Linked DNA regions of Homo sapiens: region 2 is linked to region 1. Evidence: read pairs that join two places in POLR2A ChIA-PET (ENCODE). Cell type or tissue: PC-9. All regions are shown on one strand. Each heading gives the region's core, and the rest is flanking DNA. Links, peaks and the distances in the headings are about the cores only.

Evidence for each region. Peaks named below come from ENCODE experiments on the same cell type or tissue, not always from the same donor. Only the 100,000 strongest peaks of a DNase experiment are listed, where the experiment ranks them.
Region 2: POLR2A ChIA-PET joins it to region 1 with 5 read pairs; 2 of 35 experiments call an interaction of 5 or more read pairs at or near these places.

Annotation. Positions count from the first base shown.
Region 1 is chr11:95,106,618-95,120,077 of GRCh38, forward strand. All of the region lies in intron 1 of ENDOD1 (endonuclease domain containing 1), which reads left to right. Among named protein-coding and RNA genes, the nearest start is that of ENDOD1, 24 kb to the left of the region's middle. RefSeq lists an enhancer at 1,499-2,698. In PC-9, for the core only: no CTCF peak of the experiment used is centred there; a DNase peak (open chromatin) is centred at 5,754.
Region 2 is chr11:94,589,456-94,591,955 of GRCh38, forward strand. All of the region lies in intron 8 of PIWIL4 (piwi like RNA-mediated gene silencing 4), which reads left to right. The region is part of intron 4 of PIWIL4-AS1 (PIWIL4 antisense RNA 1); the gene reads right to left. Among named protein-coding and RNA genes, the nearest start is that of PIWIL4, 23 kb to the left of the region's middle. In PC-9, for the core only: no CTCF peak of the experiment used is centred there; no DNase peak of the experiment used is centred there; H3K27ac peaks cover 180 bases.

The DNA of each region.
Region 1 (13,460 bases), core at 4,755-7,254:
GTTACATGATCAGAATATTAGCTGATCTAATAGGTGGAGGATCCAAAGGACCCACAGTATTTTGTTCTCTACCTTGGCATTATGACAGCTCTTGCGATTTGTGGATAATTCCTCTCTCAATATCACGGGAATAAATTAAGCTTAGCCAGGGCACTCCCCAAAATGATTTAAACATTTGTTTTTCAGCGTGAGGTTCATAGACACCCCCCCCTTTCCCCCGTCAGCATCACCTGGGATGGTGGTGAAAATGCATATGGAGGTCCCACCCCAGACATACTGAATAGAATGTATCTCTGTGGTGAAGAACAGGAGTCTGCATTTTTGACAGCCACTGCAGGAAATTAGTGATGTCTCCTTAATTCAGTTGAATTTGAGAACTATTGATTTAAGGAGACATCACTAATTTCCTGCAGTGGCTGTCAAGGTAGGGGCTTAATTCCTTCAGAGAGTGATCAATGAGAACCTGATGGAGATCTAGCCCCATGGTTCCTATTACAATCGTATTAGAATCACCTGGGGAAATTTAAAAACACCCTGATGCTGGGGTTGGGTGGAGGGGAACTTTTTTTTTACTGGTTTAAGAAGTCTGGGTTGTAGTCCCAGCTACTCGGGAGGCTGAGGCAGGAGAATGGCGTGAACCTAGGAGGCGGAGCTTGCAGTGAGCAGAGATCGGGACACTACCCTCCAGCCTGGGCGAGAGAGCGAGACTCAGTCTCAAAAAGAAAAAAAAAAAAAAAGGTCTGGGTGAGGCCTGAGGATATTTTTAAAGCTCCCAGGTGATTCTGATGTGCAGCCAGGCCTAAGAACCTTTGATCTTGTCTGAACTCAGAAGGTGGAAAAAATTAGAAATGGAGCCTTCTCAATGTAAGGGACTCCTCTGAATTCTGTACCACACAGTCAATGCTAAGAATAATTGCTCTGGAAAGGATAGCAGAGTGGAAAACAGGCTTCTGTGAGTAACGTGGAAGGAAACCAAAGAAGACCAGGGCTGATGTAACCTGAGAAGGTACTGCAGTCTGGAAAGGTCTTAAAGGAGTCCGCACACTTTTTTTTGTTTGTTTGAGACGGAGTCTTGCTCTGTCACCCAGGCTGGAGTGCAGTGGCGCGATCTCGGCTCACTGCAACTTCTGCCTCCCGGGTTCAAGCGATTCTCCTGCCTCAGCCACCCGAGTAGCTGGGATTACAGGCGCGCGCCACTCCGCCCGGCTAATTTTTTTGTATTTTTCATAGAGACGGGGTTTAGTAGAGACCGTGTTAGCCAGGATGATCTCGATCTCCTGACCTCGTGATCCGCCCGCCTTGGCTTCACAAAGTTCTGGGATTACAGGCGTGAGCCACCGCGCCCGGCCGGAGTCCGCACATTTTCTTAGGCTCCCTGGAGGAGCTTGAAACTCCTCGCTGTGTGTGATGAGCAGCCAGAGGTGTCCCCGGGAGAGTCTGTTTGCCCCCAGGCCACCCATTGGCCTTCACACAGGGCTTTCTTGCCTGCATTTATTGCCAGTTTGGAGTTGGTGAATTTAAAGAATTCCTCCTTTTATTTTTATTTTTTCAACTAATCAAGAAAAAGGGAAGTCTGAAATGCAAGTAGAACACCCACCCTTTCGAACGTTTTATCTTCCGTTCCACCGTCTTCTGACTCGGGAGAGAGCTCTTTAGCCATTTGTCTTTGTTTTCCCACAGTTTGCCAACACCTACGGGTGTGCACAGCACAGGCCAGAGCTGGAAATGCGTCCTTCTTCCCACAGCCAGGAAGGTGTGTGAGTGGTGCTGGGAGCCCAGAGGAAGGGTGATTCACTGGAGGAAGGCGGAGAGGACAAGGACATGCTCTGCTAAAAGGCCTTTCAGGAAATGAAAAGCTCTGCATTTCTCTTTTCTAAACACACACACACACACACACACACACACACACAGACACCCAAAAAAAGAAAAAAGAAAAATGAGCATTCCCCTAATTCTTCTAAAGCGGTTTCTATTCCCAAGAGGATAAAGAGTATTTTAGATGCCAAGCACGGAAGATTTTTTTTTCCTGAAATGGGTGGGTTGGCACTTTCTTTCCTGAGAGCTGAAAAGGCCTCATGCTTTATTCCTCCTCAAATGTCCTTAATCTGCTGTGGCCCCACCATCCTCCCCCTCCATTGTTGAAAGGCAGCAGCTCCTTCCCTCGCTGGGTATTTCCCATGGTAAGTAGGTTCTCCTAGGACTCACCCGAGCCTCAGATTGAGTTCATCCTACTGTGTGTGACTGTGCAGAGGACCTTTAGGCCCCTGTAGGCAGCTCTGATAAGATTATCTGATGTTCTCATTATCAGCTGCACCCACGATCTTTTCTAAGGAGGGGCTCTTTGACCCACCTGATGATGGCAGCAGGGGTGTTGGCATTCCTTTTACATCCCAGTGTGTGTGGGTGTGTGCCTATATTGTAGTTCACACAGCAGAAATAAAATGGGAACACCCACTGTTCAGCTCATTCTATTATTTTAACTCTTGTTGAAAAATAAAACAAACCCCTAAGGAAATAGCGTCTTTGTCCCCACGGAGTTGGATAGCTCCCTAGGTCATCTCCTGACCACAGGATCTTGTCGGAATCATCCCCTACATGTGCTTATCTAGCCTCAGCTTAAAATTCTCCAGGGGAAGGAAACTCCACCCTCCATGAGTCAGAGTCATTGAGAGTTTAATAACCACTTTGATGGTCTGTTGTCAGGACCACCTTTTCCTTGCAGCAGATCAAGGAGCAGAATTAGAGGAGAGCCAGTTCTCTCTGGAGACTCATCTGCAAATTGGAGGAAATCTTATGTGCATCAGAAGATTGTTGTGGAGCTCAAATGAGATCATTCTTTCAACAAATGCCAGTCACTCCCTGGTGTGCAGGACCATCATGCTAGGTCTGGGAACACAGAGATAATTGGGCACTGGCCCTGGCCCTTCAATTCAGTGGTTCAGACTGATGGATAAACATACCGTCTCAGTGCAGTGGCAGACTCCTCTGCTTTGTCTTTGGAGGTCAGCCTGCCAAACTCGGCTGCCCACTTGTGTCCCACACTCTGAGGCGCTGTCTCCACTCACACCAGTTGCCCATCAGCAGCAGGGCCACACCTGGCCTGCTACCTGCTGCCATGCTGCTCCTTCGAGAATCCACCCTTCTCCTCCCCATCACCACTGAGCCTGTCTTGCTCTTTACCTGCACCTGCACTGCTCAGTCTCTTCACATCAGCGGTGCCATTAGCACCTGCAACCTTGGGCCCATGCCCACCTGGATTTGGAGGTCAGGTACTTCAATCTGTTTGCAGGGACAAGGCTGCCAGGGTTCATATCCACCACACCTAGGCCAGTTCTTTTTCTGTTCTTGTCTCTGGACTGCAGATCATTGCTGGGGGTGTAAGTACAAAAACTCAAACCTTGGCCTCAGCAGAGCTGCCCTGCCCCACTTGTCCTGGCTGACATCCATGGGGCCTTTCTTTTCAGTGGTCTTTTTCCCTCTTCTGTAAATTCCCTGGCATGGTGGCCTTCGGAGGCTAAAGACATTCCGAATTTTCCCTATGCTCTTGGCCCCTGGCCACCATGGCAGAGAAGCAGATCACCACTTCCCTGAGTAATTGCCAACACCAGCCCTCATCTGCCCTCCTTTCATCCTCCCCTGCATTCTCAGAAGAGGTTCTCAGAAGACGCTGACTCTTCTCCATGGGATCCCAATATCATCCCCTTGCTCTGCCCATCTTCTTCTTCCATTGATCCCATCATGGTCACCAGTGTACTGATTAGCAGATACCTACCAAGAACCTACCATATACAGAGTCTCTATTATGACTTAGGCAGACAAGGAGTACAAGAGATGATCCCAACTTTTGAGGAGCCTACAGTCTGTAAAAAATACCAGAGGCAAATGCACAGGATCCCCCTCCCTGGTACACTGGGTTCCCTTCTCTCTGACAACTCTTTTTTGCTGACTTTCAAGTCCGTGTATGTATGTGTGTGTGTGTGTGTGTGTGTGTGTGCTTTTTAAAGCCAATGACCAACATTAGTAACACATTACAAGCCTCTCTCCCCTTTTCCATTCTTCCCAGTCAGTCATTCTAGCCCTCTGCAGAGACTCCTTATCCTCCTGTACATTCTAAGACATTCTGTCACTTCCTTTCTGCTCTCAGGGCTACTCTCACTCCATTGTCCCATGGTGTAGTCCCCTGACTGGTCTCAGCTGGGACACCTGATCTCTTTCTTAGTCTTCTGGCCCTGTGGGATCCTCTGTCACATCAAAACACTTGCACAAGGTTGATGCTGGGAAGGGAGTTAAAGGAACTCCCTTGTCCCTGTCATGTCTCTGAGCTATTTCAGAGAAACGGCTTGTGAAGATGACATGATTCTAGCTCTAGAGAAGTTGAGAAAAGAGTGCTTGGGCCAAAGAAGGACAGAAAAGGAGTGGAGGAGGCCAGCGAGCAGTGTTGGTACTGGCAGGCTCCAAATCTTCATGCTTATGTCCCTGAAGGCCACTTCCCACAAACAGCTCCTCCTCCCTCCTCAGTGACAAACTCCCTATGGCAAATCTGCACTGGTGACTCTGGCCCCTGACATTTGCATAGATTTTGCAGCCCAGAAGTCCTCAGGGATGGGAGTCCGTTCAGTGCCTTCCTGCTCCTCCAACCCATTGCCTTCTGAGCATTCCCCTTGGGATGCTCTAGAGTAGAAGTCCCCAACCTTTTAGGCACCAGGGACAGGTTTCATGGAAGAGAATTTTTCCATGGACCGGGGAGCAGGGGGATGGTTTCGGGATGATTCAAGAGCATTACTTTTATTGTGCACTTGATTTCTATCATTGTTACTTTGTAATCTATAATGAAATAATTATACAACTCACCATAATGTAGAATCAGTGGAATCTCTGAGCTTGTTTTCCTGCAACTAGATGGTCCCATCTGGGGGTGATGGGAGACAGTGACAGATCATCAGGCATTAGATTCTCATAACGAGCACACAACCTAGATCCCTCACATGTGCAGTTCACAATAAGGTTTGCACTCCTATGAGAATCTAATGCCACAGCTGATCTCATAGGAGGCAGAGCTTAGACGGTGATGCAAGTGTTAGGGAATGGCTGTAAATATAGATGAAACTTCGCTTGCTCACCCACTGTTCACCTCCTGCTGTGTGGACCAGTACTGGTCCATGGCCCTGGGGTTGGAGACCCCTGCTTTAGAGCTTCAGGTAACCTGCCCTAAGATGCTATGTCATGCAGAGACTCAAGTAGCCCCAGCCTCCCAGTGTTCCCTTTACCTTGCATGGAAGACGATGTTTGTTTATCCTTGTAACCTGCTTATCTCTCAAGGCCGAGGTCCTCTTTCTCTCCTGCCTCTACCTAAAGACTTCTTAAACAAGAGGCCTCTTGCTGCAGTCTCCTGTTGCTCATACCCAGTCACTTCCACCAGCTGTCTTCTTTCCTGAGCCCTCTGTCGCTACTGGTCTCTAATCACCAAAGGCCTAGGCCTTAACTTCATCTTTCTCTTTCCTCTCTGCAGCAGGTGGCACACACTGTTGATCATCCCCTAGCCAAAGCTTTCTCCTCCCTTGACTTTTGGCATGACCCTAGACAACTGATTCTCCTTATAGCACCATTTTTGTCTCTCATTTGTTCCTTTATCCTCCTGTTCTCTCACAGTGTCTGCTCTGTGGCTGTCAGCATTCCCCTCCTCATTCAGATACTTGGGATGCTACTGGCATGTACTTAGGAGCTTTGAAATCAGAGAAGCTGGGCTTAAGCCCTGGTTCTTCCACATGCTTGTTTGATGACTTTGTACCTGCCATTCATCTGAGTTTCAGTTTTCCCATGTCTGACATGGAGATGATAATGATACCTATCTTGTAGGGTTATGTGAAGGGTAAATGGGATGCAACAATGTTTTTGAAATTTTCGTCTGATCCCCTGCTGCCCTTTCCAAGTAACCTGTCACTTTTCCTTACCTAGTGTCCTATTTTCACAGGCTGCCTGTTTCTGCCTTAAAGCCTTTGTGTAGAAATCTTGCTAAAGCTTTACTGACCTATCTGTTTCACCAAATCTGTCAACATCTTGCATATCCTTCAAGTTCCACTTCAGGATTGTTTCCTCCAGTGTCTTCCCTGACTGCACTCATTGTGCCCTTCCTTCCTCTGAAATTCCGTTGCTTTTCTTTCTAACATTTATTTAGCAGTTGATATAAACTGGATTATGCTGTTGCTTTTCTTTTGATTTTCTGTTTAAGTTTGTATGTATCTGCCTTGTTTCCGTAAATAGATGGTGACTTTATTGATGCGAAGGCCCATTTTGAGGCATATGAAACAGTGATTAGGAACATTAGCTATGGGGCTGGACTTCCTAAGTTGGCACGTGGTCCCGTCACATACTAACCATGTGACCCTGGGCAAATTACTGAAGCTTTTTTTTTTTTAATTTAAATTTTTTTGTGGGTACATAGTAGGTGTATATATTTATTGGGTATATAAGATATTTTGATACAGGCATGGAATGGTACATAGTAGGTATATATATTTATGGGTAACATGAGATATTTTGATACAGGCATGCAATGTCTAATAATCACATCATGGAAAATGGGGTATCCTTACTCTAAAGCATTTATTCTTTATGTTACCAACAATCCAATTATATTATTATAGTTATTTTAAATTATACAGTTAAAGCGTTATTGACTATATTCACCCTATTGTGCTATCAAATACTGGGTCTTATTTATTATTCTTTCTTTCTATTTTTTTGTACCCATTAACCGTCTCCACCTCCCCAACACTCCCCACTATCTTTCCCAGTCTCTGGTAATCATTCTTCTGCTCTCTAACTCCATGAGTTCAATTATTTTGATTTTTAGATCCCACAAATAAGTGAGAAAATGCAATGTTTGTATTTCTGTGGCTGGCTTATTTCACTTAATGTAATGACCACCAGTTCCATCTATGTTGTTGCAAATGACAGGAATTCATTCTTTTTTATGGCTGAATAGTACTTCATTGTGCATATGTATGTACCACATTTTCTTTATTCATCTGTTGAAGGACACTTAGGTTGTTTCAAAATCTTAGCTATTGTGAACAGTGCTGCAACAAACACGGAAGTGCAGGTATCTCTTCGATATACTGATTTTCTTTCTTTGGGGTATATACTCAGAAGTGGAATTGCTGCGTCATATTGTCACTCTATTTTTAGTTTTTTTGTTCTATTTTAGTTTTTAGTTATGGAGAACCAAAGTGTTCTCCATAGTGGTTGTACTAATTTACTTTCCCACCAACAGTGTAAGAGGGTTACTTTTTTTCTGCATCTTTACCAGCATTTGTTATTGCCTATCTTTTGGATATAAGCCATTTTAACCAGGGTGACATGATATCTCATTGTAGTTGTGATTTGCATTTCTCTGATGGTTGATGATGTTGGGCACTTTTTCATATACCTGTTTGCTATTCGTATGTCTTCTTTTGAGAAATGTCTATTCAAATCTTTTGCTCATTTTTTATGTTTCATTGATTGATCAATTAACTGATTGATTGATTTTGAGACAGGCTCTCACTCTGATGCCCAGGCACAATCTTGGCTCACTGCAGCCTCTACCTCCTGGGCTCAAGTGATCTTCTCACCTCAGCTTCCTGAGTAGCTGGGACTACAAGTGCACACCACCATGCCTAGCTAATTTTTTGTAGAGACGGGGTTTCACTATGTCGCCCAGGCTGATTGCCCATTTTTAAATTGGATTATTAGATTTTTTTCCTATGGAGTTGTTTGAACTTCTTATATATGCTGGTTATTAATCCCTTGTCATATGGGTAGTTTGCAAATATTTTATCCCATACTGTGGGTTGTCTCTTCACTTTATTAATTGTTTCTTTTCCTGTGTAGAAGCTTTTTTAACTTGTGATCCATTTGTCCATTTTTGTTATGGTTGCCTGTACTTACGGGATATTACTCAAGAAATTTTTGCCCAGAGCAGTGTCCTATAAAGTTTCCCCAGTGTTTTCTGTAGTTTCATAGTTTGAGGTATTAGATTTAAGTTTTCATCCATTTTGATTTGACTTTTGTATATAATAACAGATTGGGGTCTGCTTTCATTCTTCTGCATATGGATATTTAGTTTTCCTGGCCCCATTTATTGAAAAGACTGTCTTTTCCCCAGTGTATGTTCTTGGCACCTTAGTCAAAAATGAGTTCACTGTAGGCGTGTGGATTTGTTTCTGGGTTATTTATTCTGTTCCATTGGTCTATGTGTCTGTTTTTATACCAGTAACATGCTGTTTAGGTTACTATAGCTCTGTAGTATAATTTGAAGTCAGGTAGTATGATTCCTCCTGTTTTGTTCATTTTACTTAGGATAGCTTTGGCTATTCTGGGTCTTCTATGGTTCCATATAGATTTTAGGATTGTTTCTTCTGTTTCTGTGAAGAATGCCATTGATATTTTGATAGGGATTGCATTGAATCTGTAGATTGCTTTGGGTAGTATGGACATTTGAACAATATCGATTCTTCTATGAACACGGAATATTTTTCCTCTTTTTGTGTGTCCTCTTTGATTTCTTTCAGTAGTGTGTTATAGTTTTCATTATACAGATCTTTTACTTCTTTGGTTCTGTTAAATCCTAGGTATTTACTTTGATTTTTGGCTATTTTAAGTGGGATTACTTTTCTGTTCCTTTTTCTGATTATTCGCTGTTGATATATAGAAATGTGACTGATTTTTTGTAGTTTATTTTGTGTCCTACAACTTAACTGAATTTGTTTATCCGTTCTACTAGGTTTTTTTTTTTGTGTGTGTGTGGCGTCTTTAGGTTTTTAATATAAGGTTATATCATCCACAAACAAGGATAATTTGACTTCTTCCTTTCCAATTTGGATGCCCTTTATTTCTTTCTCTTCTCTGATTGCTCTAGCTAAAACTTCCTAGCTATGTTGCATAATGATGGTGAAAGTGGGCATCCTTGTCATGTTTCATATCTTACAGGAAAGACTTTCAGTTTTTCCCCATTCAGTATGATACTAGTTGTGGGTCTATTATATATATGTTGAGGTATGTTCCTTCTATCCCTGCTTTTTTGAGGTCTTTTATTGTGAAGAGATGTTGAATTCTATCAAATGCTTTTTCATCATCAGTTGAGATGATAATAAGGTATTTGTCCTTCATTCTGTTGATATGATGTGTCACATTGATTGATTTATGTATGTTCAACCATCCTTGCATCCCGGGAATAAATCCCACCTGGTCATGATGAATGATCTTTTTAATGTATTATTGAATTTGGCTTGCTAATATTTTGTTGAGGATTTTTGCATCAATATTCATCAGAGATGCTGGCCTCTGGTTTTCTTTTTTGATGTGTCTTTATCTGGTTTTGGTATCAGAGTAATACTGACCTCATAGAATGTGTTTGGATGTATTCTCTTCTTCTCTGTTTTTTGGAATAGTTTGAGTAGGATTGGTATTAGTTCTTCTTTAAGTGCCTGGTAGAATTCAGCAGTGAAGTCATTAAGTCCCAGGATTTTCTTCACCGGGAGACTTTTTTATTATAGCTTCGATCTCATTACTTGTTATTGGTCTGTTCAGGTTTTGGATTTCTTCCTTGTTCAATTTTGGTTGGTTGTATATGCCTAGGAATTTGTCCATTTCTTCCAGATTTTCCAATTTATTGGCATACAGTTGCTCATAGTAGCCACTCATAGTAGATATTTTGAATTTCTGTGGTACAGTTCTAATGTCTCCTTTTTCATCTCTGATTTTATTTATTTGGGTCTTCTCTCTTTTTCTTTTAGTTGCTCTGGCTACTAAGTCAGTTTTGTTCAACTTTTCAAAAAATCAACTTTTTGTTTCATTGATCTTTTGTATTGTTTTCTACATTTCAGTTTCATTTATTTCTGCTCTGATCTTTATTTTTTCTTCTACTAATTTTGGCTTGGCTTACTCTTGCTTGTCTAGTACTTTAAGATGCAACATTAGGCTGTTTATTCGACATTTTTCTACTTTTTCGTTGTAGGTGCTTATGCCTATAGACTTCCCTCTTAGTATTGCTTTTGCTGTATCCCATAGGTTTTGTTATGTTGGAATATGTTTCCATTATTATTTGTTTCAAGAAATCTTTCAACTTCCTTCTTAATTTTGTCATTGACCCACTGGTCATTCAGGAGCATACTGTTTAATTTCCATGTATTTGTATAGTTTCCAAAATTCCTCTTGTTATTGATTTCTGTTTCTTTGTGTTCAGAAAAGATGCTTGGCATTATTTCAGTTTTTTTGAATGTTTTCAGATATGTTTTGCGACCTATCACATGGTGTATCCTTAAGAATGATTCATGTGCTGAGGACAAGAATGGGATTAAATATCTATTAGATCCATTTGATTATAGTGCAGATTAAGTATGATGTTTCTTTGTCTTTGATTTTCTGTCTGGAAGATCTGTCCAATGCTGAAAGTGGTGTGTAGAAATCTTTAGCTATTGTTGTATTGAGGTGTATCTCTCTCTTTAGCTCTAATAATATTTGCATTATAGGTTGGGCACGGTGGCTCATGCCTGTAATCCCAGCACTTTGGGAGGCTGAGTCAGGCAGATCACCTCAGGTCAGGAGTTCCAGACCAGCCTGGCCAACATGGCAAACCTTGTCTCTACCAAAAATACAAAAATTAGCCAGGTGTGGTGGCATGTGCCTGTAATCCCAGCTACCTGGGAGGGTGAGGCAGGAGAATTGCTTGAACCTGGGAGGCAGAGGTTGCCACGAGCTGAGATTGAGCCACTGCACTCCAGCCTGGGCAACAGAGTAAGACTCTGTCTCAAAAACAAAAACTTTGCATTATATATCTGGGTGCTCCCATGTTGGTTACCTATATATTTAAAATTTTTATATCCTCTTGCTGAATTGACCCCTTTATCATTATATAATAACCTTCTTTGTCTCTTATAGTATTTGTCCTGAAATCTGTGTTGTCTGATATAAGCATAGTGACTCCTGCTCTTTTTTGATTTCCATTTACATAGAATATCTTTTTCTATCCTTTATTTTCAGTCTATGTGTGTCTTTATGGGTGAAGCATGTTTCTAGTAGGCAGCTGATCAATGGGTTTTGTTTTTACCTCCATTCTGCCCATTTGTGTCTTTTGATTGGAGAGTTTAGTCCATTTACATTCAGTGTTATTGATAAGTAAGGACTTACCCCTGCCATTTTGTTGTTTTCTGGTTGTCTTGTGGTCATCTCTTTCTTCTTTCCTTTCTTCCTGTCTTCCTTTTAGTGAAAGTGATTTTCTCTGGGGATATGATTTAGTTTCTTGCTTTTTATTTTTGGTGTATCTGCTGTATATTTTTTGATTTGAGGTTACCATGAGGCTTGCAAATACTATCATTATTTTAAGCTGATAACAATTTAATGCTGTTTGCATAAGCAAACAGATAAACAAGCAAAAAGACAACTAATAAAAACTCTACACCTTAACTTGATTCCCCCACTTTTTCACTTTTTATTGTTTCTATTTATATCTTATTGTACTGTCTGTGTCCTGGAAAGTTGTTGTAGTTACGGTTTTTGACGGGTTCATCATTTAGTTTTTCTACTTAAGATTAAGAGTAGTTTACACACCACAGTTACAATATAATAATATTCTGTGCAGTTACTATTACCAGTGAGTTTTGCACCTTCAGATGATTACTTATTGCTCATTAACATCCTTTTCTTTCTGATTGAAGTACTCCCTTTAGCATTTCTTTCAGGACTGGCCTGGTGTTGCTAAAATCTCTCAGCTTTTGTTTGTCTGGGAAAGTGGTTATTTCTTATTCATGTATGAAGGTATTTTCACCAATGTACTACTCTTAGGGTAATAGTTTTTTTCGTTCAGCACTCTAAATATGGAATGCCACTCTCCCCTGGCCTGTAAGGTTTCCGCTGATGAAAAGTCTGCTGACAGGCATATTGGAGCTCCATTGTATTTTATATGTTTCTTTTCTGTTGCTGCTTTTAGGATTCTTTCTTTATCATTGACCTTTGGAAGTTTGGATTAAATCTCTTAGTCTTCTTTGGGTTAAATCTGCTTGGTGTTCTATAACCTTCTTGTACCTGGATATTGATGTCTTTCTCTAGGTTTGGGAAGTTCTCTGTTATTATCCCTTTGAGTAAACTTTCTACTTCTATCTCTTTCTCTACATCCTCTTTAAGGCCAGTAATTCTTAGATTTGCCCCTTTGAGGCTATTTTCTAGATCTTGTAGGTGTGCTTCATTGTTTTTTATTCTTTTTCTTTTGTCTCTTGTTACTATGTATTTTCAAATAGTCTGTCTTTAAGCTCACTAATTCTTTCTTCTGTTTGATCAGTTCTGCTATTAAAAAGACTCTGATGCATTCTTCAGTATGTCAATTGCATTTTTCAGCTCCAGAATTCCTGCTTGATTCTTTTTAATGATTTCAATCTCTTTTTTAAATTTATCTGATAAAATTCTGAATTCCTTCCCTGTGTTATCATGAATTTCTTTGAGTTTCCTCAGCACATCTATTTTGAATTTTGTCTGAAAAGTCACATATCTCTGTTTCTCCAGGATTGGTCCCTGGTGCTTTATTTAGTTTATTTGATGAGGTCATGTTTTCCTGGATGGTCTTGATACTTGTAGATGTTTGTCTGTGTCTGGGCATTGAAGAGTGAGGTATTTATTGTAGTCTTCTCAGTCTGGGCTTGCTTCTACCCATCCTTCTTGGAAGGCTTTCCAGAGATATGAAAGGACTTGGGTGTTGTGATCTATGCTGTATCTGCTTTAGGGGGCATCCCAAGCCCAGTAACACTGTGGTTCTTGCAGACTCATAGTGGTACCACTTTGATAGTCTTGGGATGAGATCAGAAAGAATTCTCTGGGTTACCAGGCAGAGTCTTTTGTTCTCTTCTCTTACTTTCTCTCAAACAGACAGAGTCTCTCTCTCTGGTCTGAGTCACCTGGAGCTGAGGATGGAGTGACACAAGCACCCCTGTGGCCACCACCGCTAGGACTGTGGTGGGTCAGACCTGAAGCCAGCACAGTACTTGGTTCATCCACAGCCTGCTGTAACCACTCCCTGGCTACTGCCTATGTTTGCTCAAGGACATTGGGCTCCACAATCAGCAGGTGGCAAATCCAGCCAGGCTTGTGTTATTTCATTCAGGGCAGTGAGTTCCCCCAGGCCCTGGGCATGTCCAGAGATGCCATCTGGGAGCCAGGGACTAGAGTCAAAAGCCTTAGAAGTCTACCTGGTGTTCTAGTCCATTGCAGCTGAGCTGGCATTCAAGCCACAAAAATGCAGTCCTTCTCACTCTTCCCTCCCCTTTCCAAAGGCAGAGGAGCCTCACCCTGTGGGCTCTGACACTGCCACCACAGTCTTTCAGGGAGTACTGCCAGAACACCCCGTCAGTGTTCCCTCAAAGTCTCTTTAGTCAGCTTGTGGCAAATGTTGCTTGGCCTGGGACTTACCTTTGAGGGCAGTGGGCTCCCCT
Region 2 (2,500 bases), core at 1-2,500, 520 kb before region 1:
TATCTGATCACACTGCTCGCAACGCTAATACATTTCCATGTCTCCTTATTGCCTTAGGACCACCTGTAAGCCCTTTAGCAGAGTTTCCAAATCTCCTTATGATGTGGCCAATTCCTGCCTTTAAAGCCTCATCTCTTCCCATTCCCCTGCTCCCTTCCCTGGCTCTGATGTAATTGCCTCTTGTGATTCCATGACTCAGTTTCTCCCCTGTGCATTTTCACACGTTGCTTCTTTTTCCTGGATACCCCTTCACAGCCAGACGAACACTAGACACCCTTGCATACTCAGCTCAGCCATCAAGTCTCAAGGGAGCCCCAAAGCATTCCTCCCAGAATCCCCTCCCTGTCTCAGGTCATCACAGGCACCACACGAATGGTCTGAGCCCCATCCTAGACATTGAGCTCTGGGGAGGGGGCTCCTTGTTTTTGGATTCCCAGGACTAGCTCAGTGCTTTGCGCATATTAGATACTCAAGAAACTATTGATGGAATCTGTTGCTGCCTCTAGAAGCTCTAGCCGCATTTGCAACAGTTATCCTTACCCCTCATCTTCCATGTTCAATTCTTTTTGAAAGCACCTTCTCTTTAATGTATAGTAATATTCAGGTTAAAACAAACAAACAAAAACAAAAACCCTTTCTTGATCATTGTACACTTTCAGGAAAAGCTCTTTTTCTCCTTAGCTAACTTTAGAAAGTCATTTACACTAGCTCCAAGCACCTTTTCTGTTCTTCCTTCCTGAAACCTCAGCAGTCTGGTATCCAGTTATGCTGCTTTAGAAGTAGTTCTAGAAAGGTCAAGTTCAGTTACTGTTCTTATCCTAAAGGGCTTTCAGTGCATTTGATACCTGTGACCTCTCCCACCGGCTGGAACTGATCTCTTCCTTCCTTGACTCCTGGGACACATCCCTGCGGTTCTCTGCTACTTTCAGGTTGTTCTATCTTAGTCTCCTTTGACGTTTTCCTCCTTCCTTCCTCACAAAGGAACCATTATTCACCATGGTTCCCTCATATAGAACCTTTTCATTGTATTTTGAGATGGCTCAAATATAGTGCTTTTGCCTAGCCCTCATTCCCAAATTACATATTCATCTCCATTTCCAGAACATATTTGCATGAATACCCTGCAGGCATCTCAAACTAATATAATTCAGACTGAATTCATTGTCTTTCCCATTCCTGTTTCTCCTTGGAAATTCTGTAGCTCAGATAGGAATGATTTTGCTTTCTTCCTCTTCTTCACCTTAACCTCCTCATTCACTTGTCACCAAGACGAGTTCTGTATCCTTTATCCGTGAATTTTCTTTTTGCCAGCCCTGTTCCCACTGCATTAATGCAGGCCATCTCGTGGATCCCCTCCCACTACCGTCACTCTTTATGCCCTAGCTCTCTCCTCACTGTGATCCCTCACCCTCACAGCCATCAGAGAGATCTTTCTGAAGTGCTGCCCAGAAATCTGATTACAAGCATAAGCTCTGGAGTAAGATGGTCCTGGCTCCAGCTGTGTAACCCTGGGTAAATCACTAAACCCAGAGTGTCATGTGTAAAGGAAGTTTATCTGTCTACCTTCATGGTGTAGTGTAAGAACCGAGTAAGATAATTATGCACACAGAGCACTGAAGTGTGCCTGCACTTTGTGAGCACTGGGAGAACAGTGGAGACCATGCTCCTCCTTTTCTATCCTCTGCTTCTTCCTCTCTAGCACTGCATAGTTTGGCCCCCTCTTTCTTTCTTATATTTCTCAGCATCCCTCCTATGCACCCCATGCCTTTATCACCCCATCCACTCACTGGCCTACACCTTCCTCAGCCTTTGTGTGTGTTCACTAGGCATCTGCAGAAAGCCACGCTGTACCTTTCTCCTTTACCCCTAGGTCAAATCCTAGCTTCAAGGCCAAGTGTGAAGTCCTCTCTGACTTTGCTTTCTGTCACACACGTAGAAGAGCAAGCTGTTCTCCTTTCTAAGTACCTGTGCATTCATCACATTGTTTCTTGAACACGTATTCCTTGGAGAGCAAGGATGGTGTTTGGCTAATCCTTGATGCATAGTATCTAGCAAAACATCTTGTGCATAAAATGTGTTCTGTGTTTATTAAACCAACAGTTTGTTAAACATTTGGGTTTCTTTCTTGCATGATTAAATTTGTTCATATTTAAACAGAAGTATTTTAGGACCTGTGACATTCTGAAACGGGAATCATGGTAAAAATCCCAGTCACTGTTTTTTTGAAATGAGTTGTGCTTCACTGCATATATATTGTAATTAGGGAGGAAAAGAAAGAAAACTGTGACAGCTTCTAGTATGCCCTCCTCCCTGTCCCAGGAAAGAAAGACTGATTATTATGTAGTCAGTTTTCAAAGTGGAAGACATCCTGATATTGACCTTTATATTTCTCTATTTTATCTTATCATACAAAGTATTTTCAAATGCTAAGAAAATTGGGGCAAGGGAGAGGGTCACATTTACCTTGTGAGAGCAGGTTAGGGGCTAGAGTTCTTGACCA